Regions from separate parts of the Homo sapiens genome. Here region 2 is linked to region 1. Evidence: chromatin loops called from intact Hi-C (ENCODE). Cell type or tissue: Caco-2. All regions are shown on one strand. Each heading gives the region's core, and the rest is flanking DNA. Links, peaks and the distances in the headings are about the cores only.

Region 1 (16,700 bases), core at 4,868-12,867:
GTCACATATGCATCAAGGGAGTTGAGAATAGGTTTAATATTGTCACATTCAAAGAATTCCATCTGGAAGGTGTTCCTTGGCATATAGAAATAGATGAATATTCTCATATCTTCTGGAATGGCTAAACAGAGTGATAGACACTTTTTCCTACTTCTTGTTAATGGCATGTTCACTTTAATTATTCTTCAAGGTAAAGAATCCTATAAAGGAAACTTTATATCCTATAAAGCTAAAAGTAATCTCTTAAGTTCTTTCTCTTAAATTCATTTTATATATTTCAAAATACTATTCTTCATATATTGATTTAGTAGTATACACTTTACATTTTTCCCACAATTTTTCTTTTCCTCCAGCCCATGGCCTTTATCCCCACTGATCTTTTGTTCCCATTTCTCAGTGTTGTTCCTTCTTGCTCTCTTGGTTTAAATAATCTTTGCCATCTGCCTCCCAACATTCCAGTATAACTTCAGGATAGCCCTCTCCAGCCTTCCTCCAGAAGATAGTAGAGATACACAGTGAATATCAGAACTCTCCTCCAATAGCCCTTCACATTCCCACCATAAATCTGTATCATCTTGCCTTTTCATTAATGTGGTAAGCCCCCTGGGCAGGGACAGTCTGTACCTCTTTGTATTATGCCAGGCAACACTCTGACCGTGATCAGTAAATGTTCATAATAATGAAAGATGAAAGAAAGTGTCTGTGTTCAGCAAGTTAGTGCCAAATAAGTATGGAGGCCAAATGAGGCCACTAGTGCCAAACCACAGGGGTTCAAAATAATGTTTAATATAACATTGTCTCATTGAATAACAAATCTTATATTGTAATGTCTGAGTCAAATGTTTCTTTGGTGCCAGATTTCTTGTGCTCCTTTAATCTGTCCCTGTAGATATTTCAGAGTTCATGAGGAGCAAGTTAGTAGGACCTTTCCCCTGCCCCCTCTCTGCCGTGTAGTGAAAAATAAACCTCCTGGAAAAAATAGAGTGAATATAAGTGCCATGGATTCTCTGGCACTCCGAAAAAATGCCTACCATAAAGTATATGGAAAATAAATGAAAGTTTGCTATTAGCCTAGATATTGAGGTAACTAACTTAAGTTACCTAGCTGAAGTATGAATTGGAAGTAGTTGAATAAGCCATTTGAGATTGGTTACTTTCCATCTTTTCAGTATCAATAGAGAGGGTTAATTGTCCTTTCAGTTTCATATGGATGCTTATACTGTCTACAGTGGTTCAGAATAGAGGGTCAAAGTAGAACAAAATAATCTACCCTACATATGGTTAGAAAATATTTACCAACCAAACTCTCCTTTTTTGCAGCCACGCTTCTCAAAATGCTAGTTCACATTTTAAGCTTCTACATTCTTATTTCTTATTTTGTTTTTTAAAGCATTGCAATTTGGCTTCTGCCCTTACCACTTTATTGAAATGGCTCATTAAGTTCCTCAGTATTTTCTTCATTGCCAAATCCTGGGACATTTCATTCTTTTCTGCATTATTTGGTGCTATTTGACTGTTCACTCTCTTTTTAAAGTCTTTGCTCACTTCATTTCATTGCCTTCTTTGTCTTCTGGTTCTTCTAAGCTTCCACCATTTTTTTTTTTAGCTTCCATTTTCAACCCCCTTTTTCTTCCAGAAAACTGCCAAGCCTTGATGTATTCTAGGGTTCCCTTTCAACATTCTCTCTTCTCACCACACCAACACCCACAGTTTCAGCTATCACCTGCTGCAGGTCCATATCACCAGCCCATCCTTCTACAGACCTATATTTCTGACCATGGGTTGACTTTATACATATTATTCTTTACACCAGATACTGTAATATACCAAGGTACCTCATACTCAACATGTCTAAACCAGGACTCATCTCCTACCTACTCACCAAGTAGAAACCATCCTGCCTGATCAAAATCCTACAACACAGAAAACTGTGCCCCATTCCCATATTTCATATGTTCCTGAATAGCCAGGAGTGCTTCTCAGTAACTCCTTGTTTTCCTTGCTCTTCTTTCCAGTCTAACCAGTCACTAATTCATATTGACTAAACATCATAAGTAGTTCATGCGCACACCCCCCTCCCAACCTCATGGCTGTTGGAACACATCCCCTCATCTTTCTCATCTGGATATTTGCCTCCTATGTGAGTTTCCTGCGCCCAGTCTAAAGCTCCTCCAGTTGTTCCTCCATGTTCCCTTAATCGTTCTTTAGGAAAGCATAACTGATCATCTTATTTTCCCTTTCACAATTTTCCATTTGCTCCTTCAGGCCAACAGTATAAAGTCCAGCTGCTCAAGGCAAGCCTTTCCTTTTCTCATCCTACAATCATGCCCTATGCTGTAGCCATGTGAAAAGCTTGAGTTCCCTCAAAATGCAGGTTCTTTTCTCACTTCTATACTAACACACTTATTTCACCCCTTGCCATGAATATGGTTTTCATTCTTGTTTGCCTAGGGACTAGACCCCTGTTGCCTGGTCTTTGCAGCCTTCACAGGGCACTCCCTTCAAGAGTTAGGGGCCTAACATTTATGGTTCCACAGTCCTTATCACACATCTGGTTATCCATACATTGTACTGATAATGTCTTCAAACATATCCTTTTCCTCACCCTGGACTATGAGATCTTTGAGAACAGAGACTGTGTCATATTTATCTTTGTATCCCTGAGACCTGGTACAGTGGCCAGCTCATAGATTGCAGAATGGGACATTGTTTGCCCAAAGCAGCCTTACCTTTCACATTCCTGTTCTAGTAGGCATATGAATTCATCACTCTTCTCCATGTATTCTTTATGTTTTCTCTTTTCTTCCTCCAACTCCAATATGGTTTGCCTACGGGATTTTTCTGCCACTAAAAGCTGTCCCAGGATTCGTCTGTAAGATTCTTTATGTTTTTCCACAACTTTGTCCAACTACGAAAGAAAACATTTATAGCCTGTTACCAAATTGTTTATATACTGTTGTCTTTCACTCTTTTAGAAATGTCCCTGTTTTGATTAATTCGGCAGTGGGTTTTTTTGGTTTTTTGTTTGTTTGTTTTGAAACAGTTTTCGCTGTCGTTGCCCAGGCTGGAGTGCAATGGCGCGATCTCGACTCACTGCAACTTCCGCCTCCCGGGTTTAAGCGATCCTTCTGCCTCAGCCTCCCAAGTAGCTGGGATTACAGGCATGCGCCACCATGCCCAACTAATTTTTTTTGTACTTTTAGTAGAGACAGGGTTTCTCCACGTTGGTCAGGCTGGTCTTGAACTCCTGACCTCAAGTGGTCTGCCTGCTTCGGCCTCCCAAAGTGCTGGGATTACAGGCATGAGCCACGGCGCCCGGCCAGCAGTGGGTTTTTTATCTCCTTGTTTAGTGTTTATTCTCTTGTTAATTGATACTTTTGGGTGCATTTCAATACAAATGTAGTCTCTTTATTGCCATCAAATTTTTCTTGACAGAATAATCTGTGTCCCTGTGGGTATCAACTGTTTCCACATAACCTCTTTCTGACACTCTTATGTCTCTCTCCTGAGAAGCTACATTAAAGAAATGACAGGAAGTAAGAGAATCCTTGCACGGTGCTGGATTCGCAGCTGCCCTAGCTGATCTCTTCTGCCCCAGCCCACCCTATAGTTCTCTGTACCAGTATATGCCTCTTGGATCGCTCTACCAGGACATGCTATGATTTTCATTTTATTATACATCAAGGTATTTCCATTAAAATAGATCTATGAATAGATAATCTATTATGTGTTGGTGTATAGTGTGAATGTCACCAAATGTAAGTACTAAGTCCATTCAGATTTTCACAGCACTATACTTACATCTTTTTTACAAAATGATCAACCTGTGGCTGATACATGTGTTTGTCTCCCCTGCTAGACTGTGAACTCCCTGAAAGCTGGGCCTACATCCTTCTTTTTTTATTTTATTTTTAATCCTTGGCATCTAACAGAGTGCCTTGCTTATAAGAGGTGCCCAGTTTACAGACTGGAAACAAAACAAGCAAGCAAGGAAACTGAGATTTTTTTTGTTTTGTTTTGTTTGGTCACACATCTGCCTTTATTGTGAGCAGCATGTGGGACACTTCCAGCAGTAGTTTAAAAAAAATTTTTGATTAACAAAAGTAGGGATTCAGAGAAGCTGTCCAGCTGGTACCCTTAGGGGCTTATACGTGGATGCTAAGCCACAGCAGCAGGACAGGACTCCATAGCCTAGGAAGAGTGAGAGCACCAAGGACATGAGGAGCTCTTGGCAGATATCCCAAGTGCACTTGGTGGAAGTGGAGGTGACCTCATAAAGGAAGAACCAGGCAGTAAAGAACATGCCAGTGGCCAAAAGCATCACAGTCAGATGGAGTTAGACAGCCAAGCTCACTGGGCTGGTTTATCAGCTCCTGGCCTTGAGCTCCATTTTGCCCAGCACGGGGTAAGCTGCCACCAGAAAAACATGTTGGCAAGAGCTAACTCGGGATCTTTTGCTAGTGATAAATTAATATCTATTAAGAACTTGGTTTTGAAAACACCCGACTTTCTAGATTAGATACAGATGCAGTAAGTGATAATGTTGATTGATTTTTACAGTTTGCCTTTGTCATAAAAGATTTAGAATGTGTGACTCATTGTGAATTTAAAGCCAATTTAAGTTGTGTATCCTAAAAAGCATGTACTTGACTAGAAATGTACTTGACTAGAAATCTGGGCACAAAATGACCAAGTCATTTCAGAAAAAGAGTACAACTGAGGTGTCCCAGCATATAGAACCCAGTAAATTCTCTCTGACTTCTAAATGCTTAAATTCACAAAATACTTCATTATGCCATACAATTGTTGATGATTTTTAATGTAGCCAGTCCTTTTGTGAAAGCTGAAACTGCTATGTTGTATTGCCTGCTGGCAGAGGCATCTTCTGAGGAGGCTCTAGTGTTGATTGTCATGGAAGTGTGTTTCAAACCACTGCAGCCCTCTGAAAATTTTATCTTCAGTTGCCCAAACATTAGAGTCCATTGTAAGGAAAATTCAAATCAACTCCTTTTGCAATTTGAGAGTGAAATAGTGATAGGATCAGCTTTACTTTAGGGAAGTTATTAGTTGACTTAGAAAATACATTCAATTTAATTTGTCACAAGATTGACATTAGAATTAATGTATGAATAATTATAGTAGGTATTCAGTAAAGCATAAATGAATTACTAAAAGAGGCTTTTCTAAATCCAAAAACAGTATTTCCTTGGAGAGCTTGTTGTAATTGTCAAGATATGTATATTAAATTTTATACAAACCAAAGAGAGAAAATAGAAGGTTTATTTAATCCACTCTTGCTTTCCATTGTTTTTTTCCCTTTATATGTTCGTGGTTGTTTGAAGGGAATGGAAAGAAGGCTAGAAGGAATCCGTGCCCTTCATTTATTCCATGACCCCCTAAGTGGTCTCCCTTCCTCTAGCCTTACCTCCTTGCAGTCTGTCCTCATCACTGACAGCATGATTTTTCACCACTGGGACTCCACTCTCCTGTTCGGGGCCAAAAGGCCCTTCACCATCTGAACCTCCTGCCACCTTGGCCCCATCTTCACTCCATATCTTCCCACCGATCCTACCCAACTTTCAGCCACACTGGACTTCAGGCAGTTCTTACAATTCACCATGGTGCTTCAAGACTGCTTTTTTCAATGCCAAGACCTGGAAATCTTTTTTCCTCTTTCACCAAAACTTTCCCTATACATGAGCTTTTCAATACATATTAACTAACTAAATGAATAAAATTAAATTTAAAAGCTTAATTATACCATTGCTTAAGGTAAGTATTTTAAGATTTGCCCTAGGTTATGCTAATAATACTGAGACTCTTTTATTATAGTGCCTTGGTAAATCCAAAATGTTGTTATATTTTCTTTCTGTTTTTTTTTTTTTTGAGACGGAGTTTCGCTTTTGTTGTTCAGGCTGGAGTGCAATGGCGTGATCTCAGCTCATCGCGATCTCCGCCTCCTGGGTTCAAGCGATTCACCTGCCTCAGCCTCCCAAGTAGCTGGGATTACAGGCATGTGCCACCACGCCCGGCTAATTTTGTATTTTTAGTAGAAACGGGCTTTCTTCATGTTGGTCAGGCTGGTCTCGAATTCCCGACCTCAGGTGATCTGCCTGCCTCGGCCTCCCAAAGTGCTGGGATTACAGGCATGAGCCACTGCGCCCGGCCCATATTTTCTATAATATATTTTTTGGAAGAACTAAGAATACCTTAGGCTATTAATTTTTTTTTAAAATTAAGTTCTGATATAGAACCCTAGGCTGGAAAGGAATAGGAGGTCAAAACTCTTGTGGACTGAGTCCTTGCCTCTTCCCGCCCTCTTGACCACACCTCTGCTCCTAGCCCCAGCCCCAAGCATGTTCCAGCTCACAGGCTTCCACCAGTTTTTCATCTTAAGTCAGTGTTCCTGTCGTGTCATGTAACCGAGAGCTGTTTGTTCTTCTAAGTTATTTTGCCTTAAGAATTAGATAAATCACCTCTAGTTTACCCTAGACATGATTGAGATTTTTTAGGTTTTTCAAAAAGAACATTATGAAGAAAATAAAAGGGAGAAGGGGCTGTTAACACTTCAAGATGGGGGAATGCAAAAGAAGAATAACTTTAGCATTCAAGATGCTTATTCTCATGTAATTAGGATACAGTCACAGCTGGTCTCAGCAGGAGCACTGCCCTCCCTTTATTTTCTTCAGCCCTGTGTAGGAAAATCCTAGGCAGAATTCCCCTTCACTGTTTATTTTCGGGGCATTCCCCTCTCACCTAGTACTTCCTAGACCGAGGAAAAGGATAGACAACTGGGTTGTGTACGTGGAGTTATTTTGGCTTCGAGGAATTGCATAAACTGATATCTGAGGACAGAGAAATCCATAAGGGGGAAGTAGAGGAAAGAGAGGAAAATTGGCAGATCATGGAGGTGGGAATGTGAGAGGTGTATGTATATAGGGGTATCTGTTGGAGGAGTAATCAAAAAAGGCTGGACTTGTAAAGTAGGGCCAGATTATGGGTAACTTTCAGGGGCACCTTACAGAGTTAAGACTGCAAGCATTTGTAGAAGGGGGGTATTTCCAATTTTGCATGTGCACAATAGAATTATTTTGTAATTAAATTTTTTCCCACCGATTTCAACATAAGTTTGGAATCATCCTGTTCCATTTCACACTGAAGTGTTGAGAGGTTATGCCATTTGTAGAGTTTTGTTAGGGTTATGTTCAGAGATCATTAATTTGCATTTGAGCTCACAGGGGTTGGGGAATTTGTGCCTGACACTGTTTCATAGTTAATATGTTGGGAGCCAGGATACAGTTTTAACAGTATTCACTTGAATGCAGCTCTGGTTCCTTTTGTTTAAAATTTGGATTAAAGTGCAAATCAACAGACTTTGGGTGGTCTCATCCTCACCCCGTAGAGAAGCAGATACATATGACCAAACTCCTTCACTATTTGGCAAGACAGTAGTCTCTTCTCTCATGAGATACTAAAGACGAGAATAGCAAGGACATTAGAGGTCAGTCCTGAGGTAGGTTGCCAGAGTTTATTTGAGGGAAATTTGTCTGAAACTTGCTTTCACTCTCCAGCCTCAACTCATGTTCCTAGTTGTTTCTTTTCTATAAAAATGAAAAATTATGAAATTTTCCATGAAGGTCTCAGAGGAAAATTAAAGAATAAAATAAGAATTCCAAAGGGTTTCAGAAATGTCAGCAAGTAAAAGAGCAAGCAGTACTGCCTTCTCCCTAGTGGTGGCCCTGTTGGGACTGCCCACCTTTGCCGTTGTAATTGCTAGGTACGCTTGGTGAGGGAAAGGTCTTTGCTGTCATTAAACTTTGAAGGAAAAAGAAGGTATGCACTCATCTAAAATATATGTTTTTAAAAACTCTATTTCTTGGACAGTTCTTTAGATTATTTCCATTCATGTTCAAAATTTCTATGACATAATACCTCAGTGTTTTCCAAAAATTAACCTCTATGGTTGAACTTTATGTTTTTTATTACAGCCTGGGTACCCTGCAAGTTCCCAGAGTGTGTGTGTGTGTGTGTGTGTGTGTGTAAGCACATGTATGTGTGTGCATGTGTGTGTTTGTGTGTGTATGTGCCTGCACATGCACGTGAGAGTGGGGAGCATTCTCTGGCATTTGGTAGATTTTGGTTGATTCAAGCAACAAACCTAGTGGACGCATCCTGTCTATGGTTCATTCTTTTTAACTTTCCTATTGAACTTGTCGTATTTATCTGTTTTGTGTAGGCTTTAAGTGCGTTAGAAAGTAAAACTGTAAGGAATCAAAGAGGAGTTACAGATCATGCTCATCTGCAGGGCTAGTGCTTGGCTGCCTCCCAGGTACACACCCCTATTGTGGTACATACCTCATTCATTGGTTTCTCATAGATGTCCTCCTGCCAAGGGGTAGATTTCGCTTGAAAAGCATCTCTCTGGAGAGCCTCTAACACCTTTTTTGGAGTGACAAACCCATACTGAGCTTCCAGCAAAGCCAGGTCCATTTTTTCAGCCTTTAAAATGCCTATGACCTCATCTCGAGCCTGTAGGAACAAAAAGTATTTCAGAAAGCCTGCTGTCTCTACCAGCAGTCTCAGCAAGTGATTTTTGTGATAGTTGGCAGTGCTTTTTCTTCTCTTTCAAATCTAAATGAATCATATTTCATTTTCACACTTTTATAAAAGGTAACAAAACTATATCCCTTCATCCTTCTTGTAGTCTAATTACACAATTAATGTTTTAAAAAGTGATTACTATACAACATTGGAGGACTACTTTTTTTATTATGTTTGACAAGCAGATATCATGATATCCATCAATGTACTAGCATTTGGATTTTCAGGGGGTAGGAAATAAAATTCTCCTATATGTGTACCAGCTGTTTTTAGATTTTCATGTAGGTTAATAATGCCAGGGCTAGTCTAGGAGCCAGTTCACTTGGGGTACAAAAGCACCTATTGTTGTTTAAACCAATCCCGAAGTCATCTGGCATTATTGCTACTGATGCATGCATGTGCACTGAAGCTCCTGAGCAGCATGGGCAGAGGATGTGACCTTTCACGACCTGTATGCCAATCACATGTCATCATGACAGCCCCTTTAGATGGGATTAATTGCACTTTGAGTTGGCAGAGGAGAATTCTTTGTATATATACTTATGCTTTGCTTTCATGTACACACATGTATGAACCACAGATATCTATTTCTGTGGCAGCAGGAACACCAAATTCACAAGCAGCCTTCTGTTTGAAGCATGATGGGGATAACTCCAACCCAGCTGACCTGCAGTTCTCCCTCCAGAATGCTGAGGAGAAATAACAGGTCATCTCTTGAGAGGTCTTCTGCTTGGTGGCCATTACCACTGTGTGGCTTCTCTGCCTTGGGACACGGAAGTATTACATCCGACTCACTGGGGGAGTCTTTGTCTTGCTGTCTATGCTTCATGTTTTTAGGCCCTTGGAAACTGTGGCCTTTAGTATGTCTTGGAAATTTCTTTTGGGCTGAGCCCTCGGTATCACTGCCTCTGGAACGCATTCTTTAAAGCCTGGAAGGAGGGAAGAAAATTTGTAAAGCTTAATGGAAATGGAGTTTTAATAAGAGTACCTATTACTGCTTTAACAAGTCTACATTCTTGTTATATTTACCACAGCCCCAAAGTCAATCTTTTTGATGTCTACAGCAGAGAAGGATATTAGCAGATTCATAAATCACAGTCTTATTTGCACTTCTGCTTTTAAAGCAAACATTTAAAAAAAGGTGTTCTGTCTTGATTAAGGCCACTTATGTCCATGGGTAAACAGGCTGTGTTTGAACTTCATCCCCCAAGCATTCCACCTCAGGAACCCAGGTCAGACCTCCAACCATGACCCTAAGTGCTTGCTTAAGACGTACTTAACATAATTATAATATTGTAAAATGGTGACTTTGCTAATTCTTCTAACTTTCTTCAGATTTACTTTATAGTATTTCCTTTAAAATTGTTGGGAGCTTTTATGGGGTTTTTTGTTTTGTTTTTAAAATTTGTTAGCCTTTAAAAGTGCATTAGGACAGAAATGGCAGAGTTACTGCTACAGAATTACTGCATTATTTTGTTTTGAAGGCCAAGTCTAGTATTAAAGGAATGAAGGCTTGGTCCCTGGCTGTATTCCTGTATTCCTGACATTCTTCTAAAATTCTAGATCTATCCTTGGGTAAGTCAAGGGCTTATATTTAGGACCCTCATCTTCAAAGCGGAGATACTACTACCTAACGTAGTTGGCCATTCTGGAAACAATATAAAATAAATTAATGTTTAAAGGACACATTAGCTCCACATCTGATTATATAATCATCCAAATGAATTTATAATAGGAAGAAAAATTCTTCCACTGTTGAGGTTTATAACTAGGAGAGAAAATATCAGTTGAACTTATAATTGACTCTATGGCATATAAGCAGATTATTAATTTTACTCTTTGTCCCTACAAATCATGAAACTTTCATCATCGCCAGTACCTTACTTTTAGTTTGTAGTATTTCTTTAAAAATCTGAAAAACTCAAGTGTCCAGAAAAGTATAGAAACCATAACAAACTGCTATATGCTACCACACAAATTTATAAAATTTTAATAATTTACTGTATATTAGAAAACAGTTTTTAAGTACTGTATTATAGATGTATTATAATGTATGTATCTCTTCTGAAACCCCTTCTCCTCCCTTCCCACTCCAGAAGTAACCACGTAATCTTGAATTTGGTATTTATCATTCCCCTGTATGTTTCATACTTTTTAAAAACATGTACATATATATTGCTGAACAATGTATAGTATTACATTTTCAAACCTTATGTAAATACCATATTGAATGTATCTTTCTAAAACTTGCTTTTTCATCCTAGATTATATTTTTGAGATTCTTCCTTGTTCTATTTTACTGTAGTTTATGTATTTTGATTGCTGTAAGAATATTTCATTATATAGTCCATCATTTACTTGTTCATTTTACTGTTTTTGAATATTTTTTTTTCAGTATTCAAAAAAATGCTACTTCAAACATTCTTGCACATTTTTTTCCCTTGTGTTAGGTGATAAGAATTCTGTCACAAATCAGCTGTGGAACTTGATTAAGACATTGACCCATTGCCAGGCACAATGGCTCACACCTGTAATGCCAACACTTTGGGAGGCCGAGGCAGGCGGATTACCCGAGGTCAGGAGTTCAAGACCAGCCTGGCCAACATGGCGAAACCCCATCTCTGCTAAAAATACAAAAAATTAGCCAGGTGTGGTGGCACACACCTGTAATCCCAGCTACTCAGGAGGCTGAAGCCCAGGAATTGCTTCAACACAGGAGGCCGAGGTTGCATTGAGCCAAGATCGCGCCCGGCACTCCAGCCTGGGTGACAGAGTAAGACTCTGTCTCAAAACAAAAAGGACATTCACCCTCTTCAGGTCCAATGACCTGATCTGGAAGTGAGGGAGCACTTACTATGTGTGCTAAGCATTCTTCTCAGCATTTTCCATGTATTAGCTCATTCAAGTCTCACAACAACACTATGAGGTAGGGAATATTATTATCTCCATTTTACAGTGAACAAATGGAAGCACGGGAAACTTATTGAAGGTTGCACAGCTAATAAGTGGCAAAACTGGGATTTGAGTCTAGGAAACCTGGCTCAGGGACCCACACTCTTAAAAATCATGCCGTAATGTCATTATGCTGTATTGCCTAAGACAAATGCATATATACACTGGTACAAATACCTTGTCCGAAAAATGCCTATAGCCTTACTGAAGAGACTATTTACAAATACGGTATAGATGAACAATGATGTGTGACAGTAGTTGTCACTGGCTCTTCCCTAGGTAGCCAGGGAAAGGCTCATTTATTTGAGAAAAGCAAAGGCATAGAAGGGATATTTTTGTGTAGGAATGGGAGGTTGGGGATGTGTAAGAGATGAGATTGGGAAAAACCTCATTGTGTGTATATCTATTTATTTATAAAAATATTCATGTACTACCACAGTATATTATGTGCTTTATAAAAAACATTCAAAAAAGACAAAAATGAAAAATTATACATAAACAGGATTTCTAATTATCTTTCCCCACCCCTATTGTATTTTCTTGAACACCTAGGAATATCCTTACTCTGGGCTATAGAAATAATGGAAGGTTGTTACATAAATATATTTAATATAGGTAAATATTACATTCTGCTTTATTTATAGGTATGTTCACAGATTAATTATAGGGCCATCTATGTCCTTTGTCTTATATTTTTAAGACAATTTTATTCTTCATTCATGTCTCACATGGCGTATCTGACCTGGTGCTCCATACATAATGGGCATGCATTAGGGTGACTGGCTTGCTCCTTTTACTTTGTGCCCAACTGTCTCAGGTACATGTTAGTGTTTAACAAACAACCCCAAAACTTGGATGGAGGCTAAATAACAATGGCTCAGAATTCTGTGGGTTACTCCACAGCTTCAGCTTTCTTACAGCTATTCTGGGCCTGGATGGTCTAAGACGGGCTCTCACGTATTTGGCTGTTGGTTAGTTGGACTAGGAGAGCCTCAGCCGGGTCATCTCATCTCAGCTGTATGTGACTCTCAACTTACAAGAAGCTAGACCAGGCTTCCCCACATGGTGGTCTCAGGATAACATTCCAAGAACGTGAGAGTTGAAGCTCCCAACATCTCATTTGTGAAAGAATGTCACAATGTCAGCCCAGATTCAAGATTGAGGAAATAGATTACACCTCTACATGGAAGAAGATACAAGGCCACATTGCAAAGGAATGGAAGGAATTAACTGCAGCCATCTTTGAAAAAGTTCACCACACCCACAGATTCAGATTTCTGTGAAAATCTAATAAAAGTCTAGTTTAAAAGAGGAGCGAAATATATTTGGTTCTTTACTTCTTTTCATTTCCTGGAAGTACATAGGGTTTGGTTTTTGTTTTTTTCATTTTACATGATGAATTCCTATGTTTTCCTCTTGCCCACATAGTCCTGTGTGGAACAATAGTCTACTGATAAGAATCAACTTGTATCCTGCTGCTAATCAATGAGAATTTCTCTGCCCTCATCAACTTAATCTAGGATATCCCTTCCAGAATACCAAGATAATGTAAGCTTTTATTTAGCAGGGTAATTTGCTAAACATTGTTCATAAGTAGTGCCCTTTTAGCTTAAGGCAGCCCTGAGCTGCAACAGAAGACTGAATGGAGCTCTGTATACATTCTAGCTTCCTCACCTCACTCTTAAAGTGGGTTAGATGAAATCTGGTAGGAGAACATAGATCATTTGCCAGTGATGATATTCATAAGTGGTAAAAAAAGGAATGACCTGAAACATTTTTATACTGTGTTTGTTATTCTTCTAAAGAGATTAGAGTTTTACTGAGACCACCAATTCTCTTTGGAGGCTGGGGATAGTAGCATCAACATTCTCACTGATTAATGAAGTGGTGTTCACATTGGATTTGTGAACAGACCCATCATATGCAGACTTCTGGTCTACTGAGGAGCATGTGTCTCTACATGTTTACAGTGGTGGAGTTTCCTTGCCCCTCTGCCAATAACCACAAAATGATCAGTAATGAGAAATAATTAAGTATCTAGAGGAAGAAAACAAAGACATGAATTTCATGATACTCTCATGCTTTGTATTATCAGTGACTTCATTGTTTCTCTTGGCAAATTTTTAATGCATCTGTGCTTGGCCCAGGGGTGCATACTAGGGTAAAGAAAAATTTTGTAATAGCAACAGTGGTTTGGGATTTTCAGGGTACCAAAAAAAAAAAAAGGAAAGTTGCTTTTTGTGTATGCCAAATAATGATACTTTACTCTTCATGAAGTGCTGACCTAGTACCTAGTGAGTTTACAAGGGAAAAAAACCTGCTTAGTTGTCAGTTTAACACAGCCTAATGTGTTGTTATCTGTGACTGTCATAACCCTAGAACGATAACCTTCAGGAGTGTAGGCTGGGAATCAGGAAACCCAGCCTCTGATCCCAGCTCTGCCTTTAATTAGCCAGGGTCTGTGTTGTTGCTTATAAAATGAGAATACTGGGATAGGTTGTCCCATGAGATCACTCAGGCTGGAACAAGGACCAAGGATTGTTTCCTTTGACCTCTACCCTGTTCCTCACCCCCTGATGGATCCCGTGATAGCAGGGTTAGGACCTGAGACTGGATGATCTTTGAAGTCCCGGGATTTCCCGCTTTAGAATTCTGGGACTCTCTGTTGTCTTGTATCTATGGATACAAATACAGTGCAGTTGGCAGTGAGAAGTAGATCCTGCTTTGTTTTCCTATGTAGTTCCTTTAGTCAGTTTTACTTGGGCTTAAGTTAGTTGAAATCATGGTGTATCTTGGTAAGGATGTGTCCATGCAAGAGGACTAGAAGAGAGTTTGTAATTATTTACTTAATTTATTTGCAGGAAATGGCCAAATGTAAATAGAAGTCTATTCTACTCATTACCTTCCTCCAGCAGCCCCTCAGCCAATTACTTATTATAAAATTTAAATTTTAAAAATCATTCTTTATTAATGTTGTATATTAAAAATTACTCTACATAGTTAGGTGCTACTTAGACATACTTTTTAGTCTTCATTTTCTTACTCATTTTTGTTTTAGAATTGTGGATGTGACTAGAGGATATTTTTGCTTGTATCAAGTAAGTGAAAAGCCTCAAAAAAGAAATCATTTTTGGTCTTGGTCATTTAATATGGTATCGAGGTAGCCAAGCAAAACTACTCCAATTTAGAGAAAGAAAATAATAGTAATAATGGTAGCTAACATGTATTCATTACTTATCATATACAAGCCCATTCTAAATGCCTTCCTTTGATTAACTCATTTATTTTGCAGAGGAAGGAACTGAAGCTTGAAGCCTTTTTTTTTTTTTTTTTTTTTTTTGTGACAGCATCTCACACTGTCGCCCAGGCTAGAGTGCAGTGGCACGATCTCGGCTCACTGCAACCTCCACCTCCTGGGTTCAAGCAATTCTCCTGCCTCAGCCTCCCAAGTAGCTGGGACTACAGGCGCGCACCACCACACCCAGCTAATTTTTGTATTTTTACTAGAGGTGGAATTTCACAGTGTTGGCCAGGATGGTCTTGATCTTGACCTTGTGATCTGCCTGCCTCGGCCTCCCAAAATGCAGGGATTACAGGCATGAGCCACCTGCGCCCAGCCCGCTTGAAGCCTTTTTAAATCACTTGCCAAAGGTCACACTGCTAAAAAGTGGCAGAGTCAGAGTCAGGCCCTAATTTAGGCAGTCTGGCTCCAGAGCCTACTAAATCACTATGCTGTATCTACTTAGCTTTTATAAAAAGATATACATAGTAAAGGAAAAATCCTGGTTTAACATTAATTTATTCAACAAACATTTATGAAATGAAGCCCTACTATGTCAAGTATTGTGCTACGCAATTTTGTTTTAACTAGCTTATTTTCTTTTCTTTCTTTTCTTTTTTTGAGACGGAGTTTTGCTCTTGTTACTCAGGCTGGAGTGCAGTGGCGTGATCTCGGGTCACTGCAACCTCTGCCTCCAGAGTTCAAGCAATTTTCCTGCCTCAGCCTCCCAAGTAGCTGGGATTACAGGCGCCTGCCATCATGTGGCTAATTTTTTTGTATTTTTAGTAGAGATGGAGTTTCACCATGTTGGCCAGGCTGGTCTCGAACTCCTGACCACAGGTGATCCACCCGCCTCAGCCTCCCAAAGTGCTGGGATTACAGGTATGAGCCACCATGCCCAGCCTAGCTTATTTTCATATGTGGACCAATCTCCAATTTGTTGAATTCTGAGTATCCAAAATTATACAAAAATGTGAGTAACATAAATTCACAAACCCCTAGCCTTTGAGTCTATTCAATAAAGATGTTCTGTTTTCATATATTGTTTATGTGCAAAAACTATGTATTTTTAAATTTTCATGTGCTTTTCTCAACCACTGCTGTCATATTGAAGTGGCAGGAGACATGTCTTAATAGAAAGAGTATGAGATTGTGGAATCAAATAGAACTGGTCTTAAATCACAGCTCCAACATGTTAGCTCTGTGGCCTTGGGCGTCAGTGAGCCTTTAAATGTAAAATGGAGATAATGGTACTTGCTAATGGGTTTATTATTCATATTTGGTTAGCACAGGGCCCCTGTTGTTAATGTGTGTATCCCCATGTCCTACAGAGTTGGACCTCAGCAGGGATTTATTGAGTGATTGAATCATGCAGTCCTCAGCAGAGCTGGTTGGCTCTGAATAGGAGCTGCCTCATGGTAAAGATGATTCATTTGCAAACCACTGGCTAGAAATTAGAAAAAGGGTACTGAGAATCTACTGAAGTAGCTGTGTATAGACCTCTTACCACATGCCAGGCACTGTTTTAAGTGCTTCAGTTCATTTATCTTATTTATCTTAAAGAATTTTAGCCTGAAGTAAATGAAAAAAACAGAAAACCTGTAGGAAGGGAGTTGGTAAAGGTGAATTAAGGTGGAGACTCTCATAAGAGATAGCAAAGACAAATAAATTAATATCAATTTCAGGGCAGCACTGGTGCCTGCAAAAGGCTCAGGAAGTGTGTGTGTGTGTGTGTGTGTGTGCGCGCGCGCGCGCGCGTGCATGCACACTCGTGCTGGGTGGGGAAGAAATGTTAGATCCACGTAACTTACTGGAAATCTCCATTTAATTTCACTGAATTTTGTAAACTTTCGATCATAAATACCCT
Region 2 (16,700 bases), core at 3,813-11,812, 150 kb after region 1:
AAGTTTTCACAGAGGAAGTAATGGTTTTCCTGTTTCCTTTCGGTGTGGCCATTTTGCACGCCATGGTTCTCCTTCCCTTTTTTCAGTCTTGCATTCAAGTAAAAGCAAGTCGTCTTCTACTGTTAACTGCGGGAAAAGGTTTGTGGGGGCCTTTTTTTTCCCTTCCCTCCTCCACAACTGGAAAATATGAGGCAGATCTTGTTTATGTATGCTGTAACCTCAAAAAGAGCTGATACGCTGTTGTCATTAAAGAAGAATCCCAAGCTGTTTATCCTGCAGTGGAGTCCGAGAGCTCTAAATCTGACAGCCCCCCTGGGCCTCCAGGCACAGACTGTGGAGAGCTCTTCGCTGCTTTCCCAGGCCAGCTCCAAAATGCAAGGCAAAGGTTTCCGTTGCTGAATCCCTACACTCTGGGAACAGACAAGATGTCAATGTTGTGGCTTTATTAAAAATCAGAGGCTTTCTTCCCTTGTATTAACTTGTTCTTTGAAATCTGTTTTCCAGAGGCCTTTTCTACTCTAAAATGTAACTTGAATACCCATCTTTCTGCTACATTTTTCTCTGTGGATCTCTTATCATGTTCCAGAAATCATTTTGCAAATTTATTCTATAGCCAGTATGTTTGGCAAAATTATAATAAAATAAGCTTTCTTATTTATCTAAAAACTAGTAAAAACTATGCTTGAGAAATACATCTTTCTGTTGAAGTTTGGTTCCCAATGTTTCTTTTAATCTTATTTTCTATGCATGTGCAACATTTGATTTTTTTTTTTTTTTTTTTTTTTTTTTTTTTTTTTTGAGACGAAGTCTCACTCTGTTGTCCAGGCTAGAGTACAATGGCACGATCTTGGCTCACTGCAACCTCTGCCTACTGGGTTCAAGCGATTCTCTTACCTCAGCTTCCAGAGTAGCTTGGATTACAGGTGCGCACCACCACTCCTGGCTAATTTTTGTCTTTTTAATAGAGACAGGGTTTCGCCGTGTTGGCCAGGCTGGTCTCGAACTCCTGACCTCAAGTGATCCACCAGCCTTATCCTCCCAAAGTGCTGGGATTACAGGCATGAGCCAACATGCCCGGCCTGATTTTCTTTTATAATAATGATTTTTTATAAACCTTTGTTTGTATAAAGCTATTTTAATTGCTTATATTTTTTTAGGATATATTTTATTGGTCTATGTTAGTTCCCTTTGTTTTGGTTTATCCTGGGGTCAAACCCAGATTCTCCCTACAAGGATTACATTAGATAGAGATCGTCAAAACCAGAAATGATCAACCTGAAACACTTCCTGGTCAGCTTTTGCTAAAAGAAGATATATCAATGCAATATGATTACCTTTCAAATAATGGACTTCTAATGACACAAGAGAACAATCTAGAGCATGCTAGTTGCTGCCACAGAAATGGATACAGAGACAACCCACAGTCTGGTTCTCATCCTCGTGTCCTTTACCCTACAGGAGAGAAGGGCTTATGATAACGAGCAGAGATTCCACTTTTATTTTAGGAAGCTTAGAGGTTAGGAAGACCATAATTTGTTCTTTAAACATCTCTTGCATTTTTATAAGTTCTCTTACCTTCAAAGCTTTATTCGAAGCTTCGGGTTTTTGCTTTTTACTTCATATCCCAATCTTTGTCTTCTCTTTTCTTTTTCTTTTTTTTTTTTTAACTGTCTCCTATACCCACTGATGGCAGACTCTGTTTTCTTTTATCTTCTTTTCCTTATTACACAAGAATTAAATGAAGCAACATCTATAATATAAATTCTCGGAAAAATTACACAACATGGTAATAACTAATTATAAAGGCAATTTATAGATTTGGGGAGAATTTCATCCCACAGTGATAGTAACATCGTTGGACCTGAAACCAGGACCTATTGATGACTGACCTGGGGCAATTTATCTCTGAGCTTGACTTTTCTTATCTATAAACTTATCTTAAACTCTACAAGCTTCTTGAGCTAATCCTTCTGGGGTATTAGGATTCGATTCAGGAGAGCTGAGTTGGAGCCTAGAAATCTTCATTTCTGATAAGCTCTCCAGGCAATAGGCCCTCAGACCTCACTTTGAAGACACAAAACTATGTAATTTCTAAGATCATTTCCTGCCTAAAATTCTGTGATTCTGAGTCTTCTTTCAACTACATGGCTTTGGGCAGGGCTGATGCTTCCTGGAAACTCACTGTTTCATCTGCCATATGTATAATTAAGAAATATATTTGTTAGTTATCTTGCCCGGAAAACCCTTAAAAATGTAAACAATAATTTTGATCAGAGTTAAGTACCTCTTTTTGTCACTGCTCAGTGGAGGCTTGTCTGTTTCATTCCTTTAATCTCTCATCATATGCTTATCTCTGTAAATATATTTTTCCCTCTCTAAAGGCCTCTCAGATGCTTTTCATCTTTCTGAAAGAATGTTTAAAGCCAAAGTCCAGGTGCTTACACTTTTGGACTTAATAACTGAGCTGTTTTTACTCACCACCCGCCCAACACCCTTCTTTTTCTTTTATCATTGTCAGCATGTGCTGAGCCCCTCTGATGGACAGCTTCACATCTACTTTATGCTTTGCTATTTCTGTTATATTGCAAAATCCTATCTAATCTGTGGGTTACAGTATCTATCTGGTTGCTTTTGACATGCTTTCGAGGTTTCATCCCCACTGAATGTCAGTCTTCTGAGTTATTTTTTCCTGGATACTTGTACTTAATTGTATTTTGCCAGACTGAACTCACTGTGTACTTTACTGTTCATTTTTCTGATCTCCAGGGATCCATGAATATTGTTTGACTTCACCTCTGTTTCTTCTACCATCTCCACCTTTAGTGCCATGTGAGGAACTTATTAATGTAACGTCTTCTCAGATTTCCAGGTCATTAATAAAGTTGTTTAATAAGATCTTTTGTGCAGCCTGGGAATTAGTCAGACTTACTCAGTATTTACAGCTCTGCTATCATTTCTTGCCCACTATTATGTCCTGTGTAGTTAAGGATGCAATAGAGACAAAAATTACTTTTCAAATTACAGTTCCTGCAAGAGATGTCTCTTCCCAGAAGACCCTTTACTGTTCCACATAAGAAATCAAAACTCTCATTTAATTAGAGAGGGCTTTCGGAACAAGGCTGGCCAGGGTACGCTTACATAAGCTTGTTTGCAGATTCCGGTTAGGTCTCCCAAGGTCACAGACAGCTGTGTTTTGCATTTAGCGTCCTTTGAAAGAAGAGTGGATGCTTGGATAGCTTGTACTTGACATGCAAAGAACTTAGGAACTGCATACTTTCACATGTTGCTCGTAGGTTCCAAGCAAATGGGAACACACCATCATGCAGAAACTCTCTATCTGCCGTTATCCTGTGAGCTCCCAATCAGTGATGCATGGTGTTCTTAAGAAGTAGACTCAGGCAACAGCCAAAGTCATTTCTTTCTCTTACAATCTGAGAAGCAAGTATGTTTGTACTTCACTGAGAGTGTTTCAGGACAGCAACCAGTTTAAAAATAAGAGTAGTTAAACAAAAAAGGTGGTTAGCTATTAAGCCATGGCTGGATTTTATAGCACAAAAAGTTAATGCAAGGCAGTGTGTATTTAAGATAAGGAGGATTTAAGGAAATGGAGAGGGGAGAAGAGTAACATTCCAGGTAGAGGAATTGCAAGATAGCCTTCATCCCCACAAGAATTAACATAGTAAAACAGTACAGAATGAGATAAATTCAGTAAAAATAATAAGGAATTGGCTTTGCCCAGTGGCTCACACCTATAATCACAGTGAGGTGGGACAATGAATTGAGCCTAGTAGTTCAAGACCAGCCTGGGCAACATGGCAAGACCCTGTCTCTACAAGAAATAAAAAAATTAGCCAAGCATGGCTGTGCATGTCTGTGGTCCCGCTACTGGGAGGCTGAGACAGGAGGATCACTTGAGCCCAGGAGGTAGAGGCTATAGTAAGCTGTGTTCGCATCACTACACTCCAACCTGGGTGACAGAATAAGACCCTGTCTCAAAAAAAATAAGAATAATAAGGAATTATTAAAATAGAAATTTAGGACACCCAGTTTCACTTACTCAGACTCTAAAATGGAATGTCAGTCGTTTAACAGCCAGCTAAAACATTATTAATTGTACTAACAATATTGAGTTATCCTATTTATAAGTTAGAATTGGGCTTGCTTTAAAAAAAAAAAAGATAATATATGCTGGTTTGATAAAAATTTCATGTCAGTATTTTAGTATACAAACATCATATTGGTGCTAATATATTTGCTCCCATTCCTCAGAACAACTAAAGAAAAGTAAATTAACTTTTCAAAGTGTTGAAGTATATAGGAGGGAAAGTAACAGTAGTTATTGAAATAAAACACCCTCTAGAAATGCACCCTTGCATTTTAGCCAATAATTGATAAATCCAGAGAAAACGTAGAACTTTGCCTAATTTTTTTTTCTGTTACAGTTCTTACATGTAGAACGATGACATAACACATATGTAATATAAAACATAATGGTTGTCTTAATTCTCTATTGCTACATAGCAAACCACTCCAAAATGTAGTCGTTTAAAACAGCAATAATTTATTTTTTATTGACTAGGTCAAGGGTGTCCAATCTTTGGCTTCCCTGGGCCACATTGCAAGAATTGTCTTGGGCCACACGTAAAATACACCAACACTAGCGATAGCTGATGAGGTAAAGAAAAAAAAAATTGGCCTGGCATGGTGGCTCGCTGGCCTGTAATCCCAGCACTTTGGGAGGCCGAGGCAGGCAGATCACTTGAAGTCAGGAGTTCAAGACCAGCCTAGCCAACACGGCGAAACCCCATCTCTACTAAAAATACAAAAATTAGCCGAGCATCATGGCGGGTGCCTGTAATCCAAGCTACTCGGGAGGCTAAGGCCGGAAAATCCCTTGAACCTGGGAGGTGGAGGCTGCAGTGAGCCAAGATCACACCACTGCACTCCAGCCTGAGCGACAGAGTGGGACTCCATATCAAAAAAAACGGAAAAAAAGATTGCAAAAAATCTCATAATATTTTAAGAAAGTTCACTAATTTGTGTTGGGCCACATTCAAAGCTGTCCTGGGCCACATGTGGCCCACGTTGGACAAGCTTGGACTAGGTTCAACTAGATGGCTCTCTTTTCCAAATGAGGTGGGCAAGACCTCTGCAATAGCATTCAGCTGAGGCTGAAATGTACAAAATGACCCCTCATAATCCAGGCCTCTCTCCCCAGTCCTCTCAGCGTTAGCAGTCTTTTACAGTCTTTACAGCATGGTGACTGGCTTACGAGAATGCAAAGGTGAGAGTCGCCAGGCCATTTTGAGGCTTGTTTACACCCCAAAGTGGTAAAGAGTTACTATCGATGCTTTCTGTTGGTCGAAGTATTCAAAAAGCCAGCCTAGATTCAAGGTAGAGGAAATAGCCTTCACTTCTTGACAGGATGGATGGCAAAGAATTTGTAACCATCTTTAATTTCCATATAGTTGCTTAGTAAATATTTGTTGACTGATAGTACGAATATTGCATTTGAACTTCTTTATGTCCTTGGTTGCACTGAAGTGATGTTTATGTTATTATTTTGTGGTAGAGTTTACTTCATAGTTCATGAAAAATCAAAAGAGTTATTTTATCATGTCAGCAAAAAAGTAGATTTTTTATTTTTGAATAGATACAGTCAGTGTCACTTTTGATTATTAAAAATCTTTGTAAGGGTGTGGAATCAGAATCCTCTTTCAAATCCTTCTGATTTTCAATTCATTGTGAGGTTCCATTATTTTATGTGAGATTATATGAATGCCCCAAACATTAGGTACCTGTATTCACACTTTAGAACAAAAATTAATCCCACAGCAAATCCCAGATTTGAGGAGTTACTACCGTTTTACAATTTCTATGCCTCATTACTCTCATGATAACCTAAAAAAAAAAATCAAGATTTGATATCTCTATTATTTAAAAAATAACTAACATAAAATAAACATAGATGTTGGGATTTTTTCTTTTTATTAAAGTTTAAATAATGCATATATGGGTAATGTCATCTCTAACAAAGGTTTTCATGGCATATTGAGAAACAGAGTGGCTTGGAGTGGCTAGATCAAGCAACTCAGAATTCACCATATGAGAAATTAAATGCTTCACAAAATTAACGGTGTCAACACTGGGTCTTCTGCACCCTCTTTTAACTTTTACTCCATCCCTCTGCTGAAATAAGCTATTTTTCTTTTCTTTAATTAATAAAAAATTAAAAATTTCTATTTTTTTAATAGAGACGGGGATCTCGCCATATTGCCCAGGCTGGTCTCAAACTCCTGAGCTCAACCATCCACCTGCCTTGGCCTCCCAAAGTATTGGGATTACAAGCATGAACCACTGCACCCGGCCATCATTTTTCTTAAAGCTCTCATAACCTAGCTAAGAGGGGGAAAAAAAAATTTAATAACTCTAGGGTTCTGACTCTCCCTGAACAAACTATCCCTTTACAGAGGGTTTCTCAGACTTTAGTGAGCATAACAATCACCCAGGGAACATGTTAAAATGTAGATTTTGGGGAGTACCCTAGACAATTTCAATTTTATAGTAAGAGATGGGGCCCAGGATCTGAATTTAGTACCTGGGGCAATGCAGATATAGGTGATCTGTGGACCACATTTTGAGAAATCCAGCTTAGATTTTCTCCTGCCAGTCTCAGAAAGGCTGAAACTGGTTAGGTATGAAGGAGTGATGCCTTGTTCTGTTCTCCCGATAGCAAGAGGCAGTGGGGATGGCAGAAAGACTTAATGTGGGTTTGTCACATGATTAGAATCGATGCCATTTCTTGGTCATATCAGCTAATTCTTTATTTGCATTGGAACTGGAAGGCTTGTGAGAATAGATATGGAATGTTTCACCAGTCAGTTATTAACCAAATAAGGCAAGGACTGCCTTTTCTTGCATAGTCCTATTTTAGGATGGATGTGTACACTTTTCCTGCCATGGTTACCAAAGCAATCCCTTTGAAACCAGCCCATGGTTCTGTCCTAAAGGATGAGTTGAGAGTATTAATTGGTTTTAGGTCTGTGTTTGCAGAAGATAAAAAGGAGTCATGTATTTATGTCATTATTTATTCAAGAACTATCTGTTGAGCATCTTGTGTAATGAAGGTGTTATTTTAGACACTCTCAACAGCCAATGTTATATCCATTAGTCTTGCTGATATTTCTAGCCCCCTTATTTGATGAGCCTTAATTTTTGAAAAGAATTGCAGAACTTCAGACCACCTCCATGGTTCATAATCCTCTCTCAAGATGGAACTTCACCGAAGCCACCCAAGAGTCCTTCTAATCTTCACATGTTCAAGAGATAAATCATCTTTTATCTCTTTTTTTGTCAGCAATAAAAATGGAGAACAAATCACCTTTCATGTAAAACAAATTATATACCATGGTTTATTATTATCCAGCAGATACACTGATGGTCAGTTTATGCTTTTGGAAACCCAGCAGGATTCTTTGAAAGCCCACTGTCATACTCTTAAGCAAATTTTAATCTTGTCTGTCAATGCTAGTCTCTTAGAGGAATCTGATTATACTTGACAACCCTTATCTTCCATGTATACTTATGTAGAAAGATATCTCTGTGGATAGCTCAGGGATTAACGACTCATGAAGATTCTTTGGTTGGGAATAACATTGTGTAGTTTGGCCTCTGCACCCTAATTGTTGCCTCCTTGAAGTCTGCATGCCAGTATAGTGTGATTTTATGAGAGTAACAGTCATGAAAAGTTCTCTAAGAAGGGATTTTTTAAAATATATCCATCAATACAGGTAAATAGTAAATGTTACAATGATACATCACATCTTTTTATTATTTTTATTATCAATGTCTTTTCTTAGTTGTTTTAGAGCCAGGTTTCTCCTTCTGTTCTGGGTCTTAGTTGCAGAGGGCTGTCCTGTGCATTGTAGGATGTTTAGCAGCATCCTTGGCCTCTACCATGCCAGTAGCACCCTCCGAGTTGTGACAATTAAAAATGTCTCCAGACACTGTCAGATGTCTTCCCAAGATAACATTGCCTTCAATTGCTGTTTTAGAGTAGGAGGTATGGCATATTTAGACTTTAGGCTATCTGAGGAAAAACTGTTCCAGTATCTTATGATATTCTCTCCCCATCTTCCAAAAAGTGCTACATGAGCCTCTGAAAATACTGGCATGTTCCTAGACATTTTTAGTTCAGTTCAGTCTTTAAAATGAAATTGCAAAATACAAACAACTCTTTATTTTCCCATTATGTTGTTTATAACAAACCAAGAACATTATTGCTAAAGAGTCATATATCATGAAGTGTGCTGCATAGAATTCATAGAATAGAATCTGTTTAACATACTGACCTAAGCTGCACATGTAAAAAGTAAATACTACTTATTACTCATATAATTCATAGGCAAGAATTTACAAATACAGTATAGCAAAAACTTAAAAGGAACTCCTCTGTACTGCTGGGGAGAGAGGTCAAAATTTTTTGTCATCACAGATAAGAAAACTCACTGTTATCATAACTTACAGCTTTAAGACTGGTAGTTAGTTAATGGTTTCTATTTTCTTCTATCAGTGAGAAATTATTCGTTTCCAGGAATCTCTTGGAGAAGACAGCCCATAATATCTGAGTGAGGAATGAGCCAGCTTTGAAGACCCTAAACAGCAGCATGGCATTCATATTTCTGGTCAGAAGAATGCAGCTCTGGGAAACAGGGTCCCACAGGGTAACTATTTTTTGGTTATAGTCGAGCTCCAACAAATTTTATTTAGGAAGCCTTTATAGATGCCACACAAACACACCCATTTTTTATACCCTTACTTAAATTTATTGTTACATGTTTCTGTTTCTGTGAGGTCCATACATGTCACAAAATCTGTTTTTCAGCATGGTAGTCATAGACTTACCTTCGTTGACTTAAGACACCACCTAGTTTGAAGAGATATAATTCACCCCTTGGGTTTATTTTGTGAGAATGGCCTATTGTACATTCCACAATCTGTAGAATTAGCTTGCCTGTGGTTTTGAAAAAAGAACAAATTGAGAACTCTTGCCCTTGTGGTTTTATTTAATGTTTAGAAAAATTCAAGTTTAGTCTAGTACTTTGGGATGTGTATATTCTACTGGCTATATTTATGAAATTACAATTATTTTCCAGCAATTTCCAGGTCTAAATAAAATCATGTATGGATTTTATTGTTTAGGGTCAGACATATTGGCAGTCAGTACCTGACAGGGTCAAAGTGAGAGTTTTTTTACTTAATGCTTCAGGATATTCAACATAAGACTCTCCAGAATATTCAACATAAGAATTAACTAAATAGTTTTACTTTATCTTGGGCTTGCTTGCGCCTGTAATTATTTGTTTTTATCTTGACCGACTAGTTAATTGCCAAAGGATTATTTTAGATAAGTAGCCCTTAACGTATGTTGTGTGGAACAGCAGCATCAGCATTACCTGGGAACTTGCAAGACATGAAACTTCCTAGACCCAACCCCAGGCCTACTGAATCAGAAACCCTAGGGGTGGAGCCCAGTGATCTGTATTTTAGCAAGCTCTCCGTCTGATTCTAATGCACAGCGAGATTTCAGAACCATTGTTTCAGACCATAATCATTGTGACATTTTCCCGTCTTGTCTCTGATGCCATGAAAAGCAAATGATTTTTGCCAAGAAACAAATATTAGTTGCTTAGTGCATGCTTCTTTATCTTGTTTGAAATATGAGGCCTACATTTAGTGTCATATTTTTTAAAGTGTTAGAATAATCAGTCTTAACTAAATTGTGTTTTCAACTTCATAAAAAAAATTTTTAACATCACCATTTCTTTGTTTGTTTGTTTGTTTAGAGAAGGGGGTCTCCCTATGTTGCCCAGGCTGGTTTCAAACTTCTGGGCTCAAGCAGTCCTCCCACCTTGGCCTCCCAAAGTGCTAGTATTAAGGCATGAGCCACGGTGCCTGGCGTGATTCTTGCCATTGGAAGTTCTATAGTAGATTTTGGTCAGAAGTACTAAGGTTGTGAGCATAATTATCAAAATAAAATTTATGTATGCTGAAGTTGACAGCTGAATTACAAAGAATATTTCTCCGTTATAGTTAATTTGTGTTATTTCTTCCTTTCATAAAATAATAATAATGCTTGTATTAAAATTTCTGCTACCCCCATGCCAGCAGAAAGGAGCTCAATTTTTAAAATAAAGCCTCGGGCCATGAGACCCATGTCATTTGCTGCATGTCTAGACTTCTAGATTATGCATTTGTGCCCCAGTTAAGCAAAAGCTCCGTATTGTTATTTCATGTACATGTTTAAATAACTTTAATAGCAGCCTTTGGAGTGGCTCATTTTAAAAGTCCCTTTTAGTCTCCTACCTGCTATTTTTCACTAGCCCATTGAGTAGAGGGGTTTTTCATGCTACCCACATAAAAATATGCAAATATTTATAAGCTTAGGTCCATCAAACTAGTTAATTTGGACCTAAATATGAATTTTGATCAAGGCTGCTTGCAAATTCACATTTTGGGCTTACTTTCAGATTTCAGATATATAGAAAAACTCAAAGAAAATGAATAAAGCCTTTCAGTGCTCCAAAGATTTGTTTAAAAGGAACAGCCACTAAAAACGGGAAAACAATACAGTGTTATGGGAAGTAAGAACCTTATGATAGCCGTGTCTCTTAAACAGAGCTTTATAAAGAGGAACTGATGTGGTTTTACTATGTCTATGCAAGGGATTTGACCGTAAAGCCATAAGTTAGAGAAATTGTCACTTACGTATAAACATGAGGATATGGATATTACAGATCAACCTCACTTTTTCCACTTATTTGTGTTCCGAAAACTGAATATTTATAAATCAAATCATAGTTTTCACTTGGTTCATATTATCATCTCAGAGCTGTAGCTTCTTTTTCACTTGCGTAGGTGGAATTTGGTTGCTAAAATACCTATCCCCAATCAGTCCCAGCCTTGCATCAAGTTAGGGAATTATAAATGAAGTAGCCACTATGTAAAGGTAATGTAATGAATCCAAAAATTATCTTATAATGCAGAAACTCATTCTCTGTCCATGTCTTTAGCTTCAGATTTTTCTGTCATTTGTTGAATTGTGGCGCACTTTTAAATATGTATGTATGGTACAGATCTCTGCTGAATCTCCTAAACTAAGCCGTATCCCCTAAAGTGGTGGTTTCCAGCCCAGGCTGCTCAATAGAATCACAAGAGAAACAGTCCTGATCAGTTGAATTAGAATCCCTGGATATGGAATTGTTTTAAAAGTATCTAAGGTGATTATACCGTACAACCAACCTGAAGTTTGCCAGAAGAGAACATTAATATTTTAGAACAGCTTATTATTGTAGATAGTGTGATTATAAACTAGTTAAAATGTTTCACACTAAGAGGACTGATGTTTTATATCTTCCCTTCTCCTTAAGGAATTCATTTCTTTCTGCTTCCTCATGTAGGGAAAAATGACTGACTTTTACTATAATAGCAGGGTCTTTTTATACAAATGTTGCCCATTTGGGACTATGCTTTCTCCAAGTGCTTGTAATTTCTCAAAACCATACATCAATCCAAAGTTCCTTTGCTTTTTTATCTCAGAAGCAAAAATATCCCCATTTCTTCCTCTCTTATCAACCAAGACCCCTCTGTGTTCCTCTTTCATCCTTCATCTCAGCATAGCTCTAAGATGCAGGCAAATAACATCCTCAAGCTTACAGGCTTTCCGTCTCTCATGAGGGAATGAAGTGCCTTTCCTCCAACTGAAATGTTTCTGAAGTACTCTTCAGCCACTGCAGTGTTCTGTCATTTTTGTCTGTCATCTGGGAATCAGAGCTATGCACGTGGATGATGACCCCCTCCTAAGTGGCCAAATAAAAGAAGTTACATATGTCTTTTATTCACTCTGTGTTTCTCTGGAGACCTCGACTAGCAGGAAAAGAGGTGGTTACATTTTCATGAAGAGTAATATACTCCCAAGTTGCATTTTAATGGATAACTTAGCTCTGGGTTAGATTCTTCAGCATAAAGGTCACCACTTTTAATATAGAGGGTCATGAGTTTAGTCATTGGACAAGTTAATCAAATGGCTGCTGTAGTTGAAAAGTACATCTGCATTTGAATAAAATATGATTCGTGTTAGAGAGCTAAACTTGATGTTTGGTTTCCTCCAGGTAATAAAATAGCTTTTAATGAAATAAACATGTATCTTTCTGCAGCGAACCTGCATAAAGAGCATAGAACAGTTGCGTTTCCTTTCTGGCAGTGGTAGAGAGTCTTTGACCTGCCATGGGCTGCTTTATTTTATTCAGTCTCAAATAGTTAACCTATTGAGCTGATTAGAAAACAACTAGAAGTCATTCAGTACCACAGAAGAAAGGGACAGAAAAGCCACGAAGTTAGTTGTACTTGTTTGGACATCAATATCATTGATTATATCATTCCAAGTATTACTACTGAGAAATGTCTTGGAATCAGCTGACCCCCTCTAGTTCTAATACCATAAAGGGGGAAAAAAAATCCAGGTTCTACTCTTATCTGTGCTTTCTCACTTATAACAGTACCTAACTCCTAGTTGATACTCAAATACTTTTTTTACAATTTGTTTTAGCCCTAAGCCTGTTTACCCAAATCAAATACCTTTTTAAGAAAAATTAAACTGGTATTTATTACCCACCAGGCTAACGTCCAAAATATGTGCCTTCCTATGAATCATTGCAGCAATTTAGTGTAGAGCCTCTTTAAATTTTTGATAAAAATCATTGGAGAGTTGGGAGCAATGGCTAACCCATTTTTTCACTTTTTAAAATTTACATATGGTAAAATTCACTTTTGTGTCTAGGACAGGTCTGTGATTCAGACAAATGCATACAGCAGTGTGATCACCACCATAATCAAAATGCAAAGCACTTCCATCACCCCCAGAAATCCTTCAGGCTCCCTTTTTAATCAGTCCCTCTCTCTATTCTCAACCCCTAGTAACTACTGATTTTTTTTCTGTTCCTCTAATTTTACCTTTTCCTGAATGTCATATAAATGGAATCACAGTATTTTGAATCTGGTTTCTTTTACTTAGCAGAATGTACTTGAGATACTATCCAAATTGTCATGTGTACCAACAGTTTGTTCCTTTTTGCTGCTGTTTAATGTGCTGTCATACAGCTGTACCATAGTTTGCTAATCCAATTACGAGTTGAAGGACATTTGGTTTATTTTCTGTTTGGGGCAATTATGAATAAAGCCACTATTAATGTTCACGTACAGGTTTTAAGTGAATGTAGCTTTCTTGTGAGTGTTTCTCTAGGAGTGGAATTACTGGGCTTTGTTGTAAATGAATGTTTAGCATCTTATAAAGAACTGCCAAACTGTTTTCCAAAGTGATTGTACTATTTTGTGTTCCCACCAACAGTGTATGAGAAATTCCAGTTGCTCAGCAACCTCACCAGCAATTGGTATTGTCAGTGGGTTAGTTTGGTTTTGGTTTTGGTTGACTGGGTTTTGTTTTCTTTTGTTTTTCTGGTCATTCTAATAGTGGTATCTCCTTGTGGTTTTAATTTGTATTTCCACAATGACTAATGGTGTTGAGCATCTTTTCATAGACCTATTTTTCATCCAAGTATAGTCTTTAGTGAGGCATCTTTTCAAACCTTTTGCTTTTTTTGTTTAATTGTTTTCTTATTATTGAGTTTTGAGATTTATTTATATATTCTGAATACAATTCTTTTTCAGATATATAACTTGCGAGTTTTTTTCCCCAGTCTTTGGTTTGCCATTTCATTATATTAATAATGTCTTTCACAAAGGAAAAGTTTTTGAAGAAGACCAATTGATCAGTGTTCTCTTGTGGACTGTGCTTCTGGTATTGTACCTAAGGAATCTTTTCCTAACACAAACTCACAAAGATTTTCTCCTATTGTTTCAACTTTTTTTTTTTTTTTTTTTTTTGAGTCTCACTCTGTCACCCAGGCTGGAGTGCAGTGGCAAGATCTCGACTCACTGCAACCTCCACCTCCAGGGTTCAAGCAATTCTCCTGCCTCAGCCTCTCAAGTAGCTGGGATTACAGGTGCCCACCACCATGCCTGGCTAATTTTTATATTTGTAGTAGAGATGGGGTTTTACCATGTTGGCCAGGCTGGTCAGGAACTCCTGACCTGAAGTGATCTGCCTGCCTCGGCCTCCCAAAGTGCTGGGATTACAGGCATGAGCCACTGCACCTGGCTCTAACTATAATTTTTTTAAACTACTTTTGTAGGTTTTTAAAGTGAAATTTGGGAGCTTGCTGGGATGGAAAAGGCAGTGAAACAGAGAAGTTATCATTATATGTGTCCCTTGGACATCCCTTACCTAAACCAAAAGCTTAAATTGATACAGAAAAAAATAGTTTCATTTCAGAAGTTAATATAGGTTTTCAGTGTAACGCTCAGACATTATGGAATACAGATACCTAGATCCCCCAAAACTACAAATAATGCAAATGAGTAAGTTATTATTGTCAGAGGAAATATATGAAGATATAGCTAATATATGGATAACTAAATTATTCATTTTCTGATTGAAATTAACTTTTAAAACCTGAATCATTTCAAAATCTTTATATTTGTAGGAAATGAATATTCTGCACATTAATAATTCATAATAAATTGCTGAGAAAACGATTACATTTTCAAAAGTGTCAAAGCACACCAGTTTCCTCAGTCTTACAGAGACATCAAGTTCTTGCACTTTCTCTCCTTCTCTGCAGTTTTCTCTCTCTTCTTTTTCTCCTCATCACTCCCTTGAGTCTCCCATTTTTCTTGCTAATCCTGACATATTTTCTTGTCCTTGTGCCTTGTAATTTCTTTTTCTTCATATTTTTGTCTCTCTTCTCTATCTGCCCCACTTTTTTGTATCTTTTAATTCACTACAATATGAAACCAGTTTCTTTCTCTGGGTAGTATTTATTTAGTGAGCTTTTTTTTCCTTTTTGTGATGTAAATGTTTGTTTTTTGTTATGTTTATTTTTTGTCCTTCTGACTCAGAAATTTTTCAGAAGCACTAAGTAAGTCACTGTTTGCATGTACTTGAATCAATCATGGTTTACACTCTCCAGAGAGAAAGTATCCTTTGATGAAATAAGGACATTACCCACCTCTGCTCTGTAAGGCACCAGTATTAGAAGGCATCAGTGAGGATCATTTTATCCATTTCCCTACCAGTAAAGTATCCAAGAGTAAAAGTTATATAATATAGTTAACATGAAGTGTCTAGACATAGCTACTTTGCTAATACATTCCAACGTCTAGCTCTTGTTTTCAGTGGCTTAAAGATATGTAGTAATCTTATTGATCTGCTTTCCAATTTTTCTGGCTGTATTTGCCCTACAGGAAGTATTTTATTATTTAGAGTTCAGTTGCATTTTCTATTACTACACGCATATCCACAAGCAAAACCATCCAGAGAGATTTACTTGGTTTTCCTGTTCTTTCCTACTCAACAATGCTAGCTAATACTCTTCAAAATTAAATATTCTTTGTTTTTACTAACTTTATGCAAGTAATGGATTAACTGAATTTAAAGCCCTAAAGAGTAGATGGAGATGAAGATATGAAGATTTTTCTGCATCCACCTATAAGTCAAAGCCTCATGTCAAGCAAAAAGGATAGGAAGCAGAAACATTTCTAAAACTGAACAATTTAACAGACTAGAACTAAGCATTTCCCATTATGGTTCTTTATATGATATTTGATAACTGAATCACTTTACTGATGTCTTACATTGAGTGAAAAGGTAGTATAATATAAATACAAATTTCATAGGCATTTGTATGAAGTAAGAATTCATTGCTCGTTAATAATCTGGAAAAGAAGACACCCGTGGCTAATTGAGGAAGATTTAGTCAGGCTTTTTAAGTAGAATGTCATATTAGGAACAACTGGATTCTAGTCTCCATTTTTGCCACCTACTAGTTCAGTGACCTGGAGCAAGTCTTGTCTTCCGTTTCCTAGGCTGTGAACTGTAGGAATTGACTCAGATGATCTCTAAGACCTCCTCTAGTACTGAACAAAATTGGAGGGAGGAAATAGTACACTCATCTTCCCTACTCCCCCGCAACTGCAAAGCCAGCTAGCTTTTCTCCTGATAGGAGTGCGTGGAGCCACAGAAAACTTCACTGATGTTTATCTCAAAGCTCATTGCTTCACTGTCTGCAGCTGATCCTTCTGAGCTCCTTCCATGGAGGGCTTGTTCCAAGGGCAGTCCCTCCCTAAACTATGAAGCACTCTATGAATGCCCCTTCTAGTAAGGCCCCAGGCACCTTTGTCCACATGGGTCCATTGTGCAGCTGTTTGCTATTGTTTTCTTCAAGATTCAAATTTAACTGTCCCGATCTTCTGAGTCTTTAAGATAGTCAAGGGAACATTAGCTCACTGAAAATAATTGAAAACACCTTTTGGAAAAGTGCAGCTGGGAATGCAAGCATGGGATTCAATCATGCTGGTCGTGATTTTTCAGGGAAGAGATTATTCCTCTACCTTATAACATTTTCTAAGAAATTTAGAGAAAGCAATTCCACCTCTGATTTTCTGAGTCATAGTCTTTGAGAGCAAAACCAGGCGACAGAGATGCATGACTTGCCCAGGCCCTCCCAGTGGTAGGTTATGAAACTGTTCTGCAATCCCCTGCCTGGGCTCTTTCTCTGCAACACTAGCCTCTGCCTTTCCAAAGC

What was found. Hi-C counts contacts between places; a loop is a spot of excess contacts. Peaks named below come from ENCODE experiments on the same cell type or tissue, not always from the same donor. Only the 100,000 strongest peaks of a DNase experiment are listed, where the experiment ranks them.
Region 2: a loop joins it to region 1, with 7 times the contacts of the local background. A loop is called at or near these places in 2 of 110 quality-filtered maps.

The regions. Positions count from the first base shown.
Region 1 is chr3:99,921,501-99,938,200 of GRCh38, forward strand. All of the region lies in intron 1 of CMSS1 (cms1 ribosomal small subunit homolog), which reads left to right. It overlaps FILIP1L (filamin A interacting protein 1 like), which reads right to left. Exons shown (of 6, transcript NM_001387850.1): 2 at 9,269-9,530; 3 at 8,356-8,529; 4 at 2,730-2,908. The coding sequence starts at 9,520. All of the region lies in intron 1 of LOC105374010 (a long non-coding RNA gene), which reads left to right. It also overlaps the pseudogene TMEM258P2. Among named protein-coding and RNA genes, the nearest start is that of MIR3921, 35 kb to the right of the region's middle. In Caco-2, for the core only: no CTCF peak of the experiment used is centred there; a DNase peak (open chromatin) is centred at 9,821.
Region 2 is chr3:100,073,914-100,090,613 of GRCh38, forward strand. The region is part of intron 1 of CMSS1 (cms1 ribosomal small subunit homolog); the gene reads left to right. All of the region lies in intron 1 of FILIP1L (filamin A interacting protein 1 like), which reads right to left. Among named protein-coding and RNA genes, the nearest start is that of FILIP1L, 32 kb to the right of the region's middle. RefSeq lists enhancers at 1-99, 100-634, 16,260-16,700. In Caco-2, for the core only: no CTCF peak of the experiment used is centred there; DNase peaks (open chromatin) are centred at 6,968 and 7,291.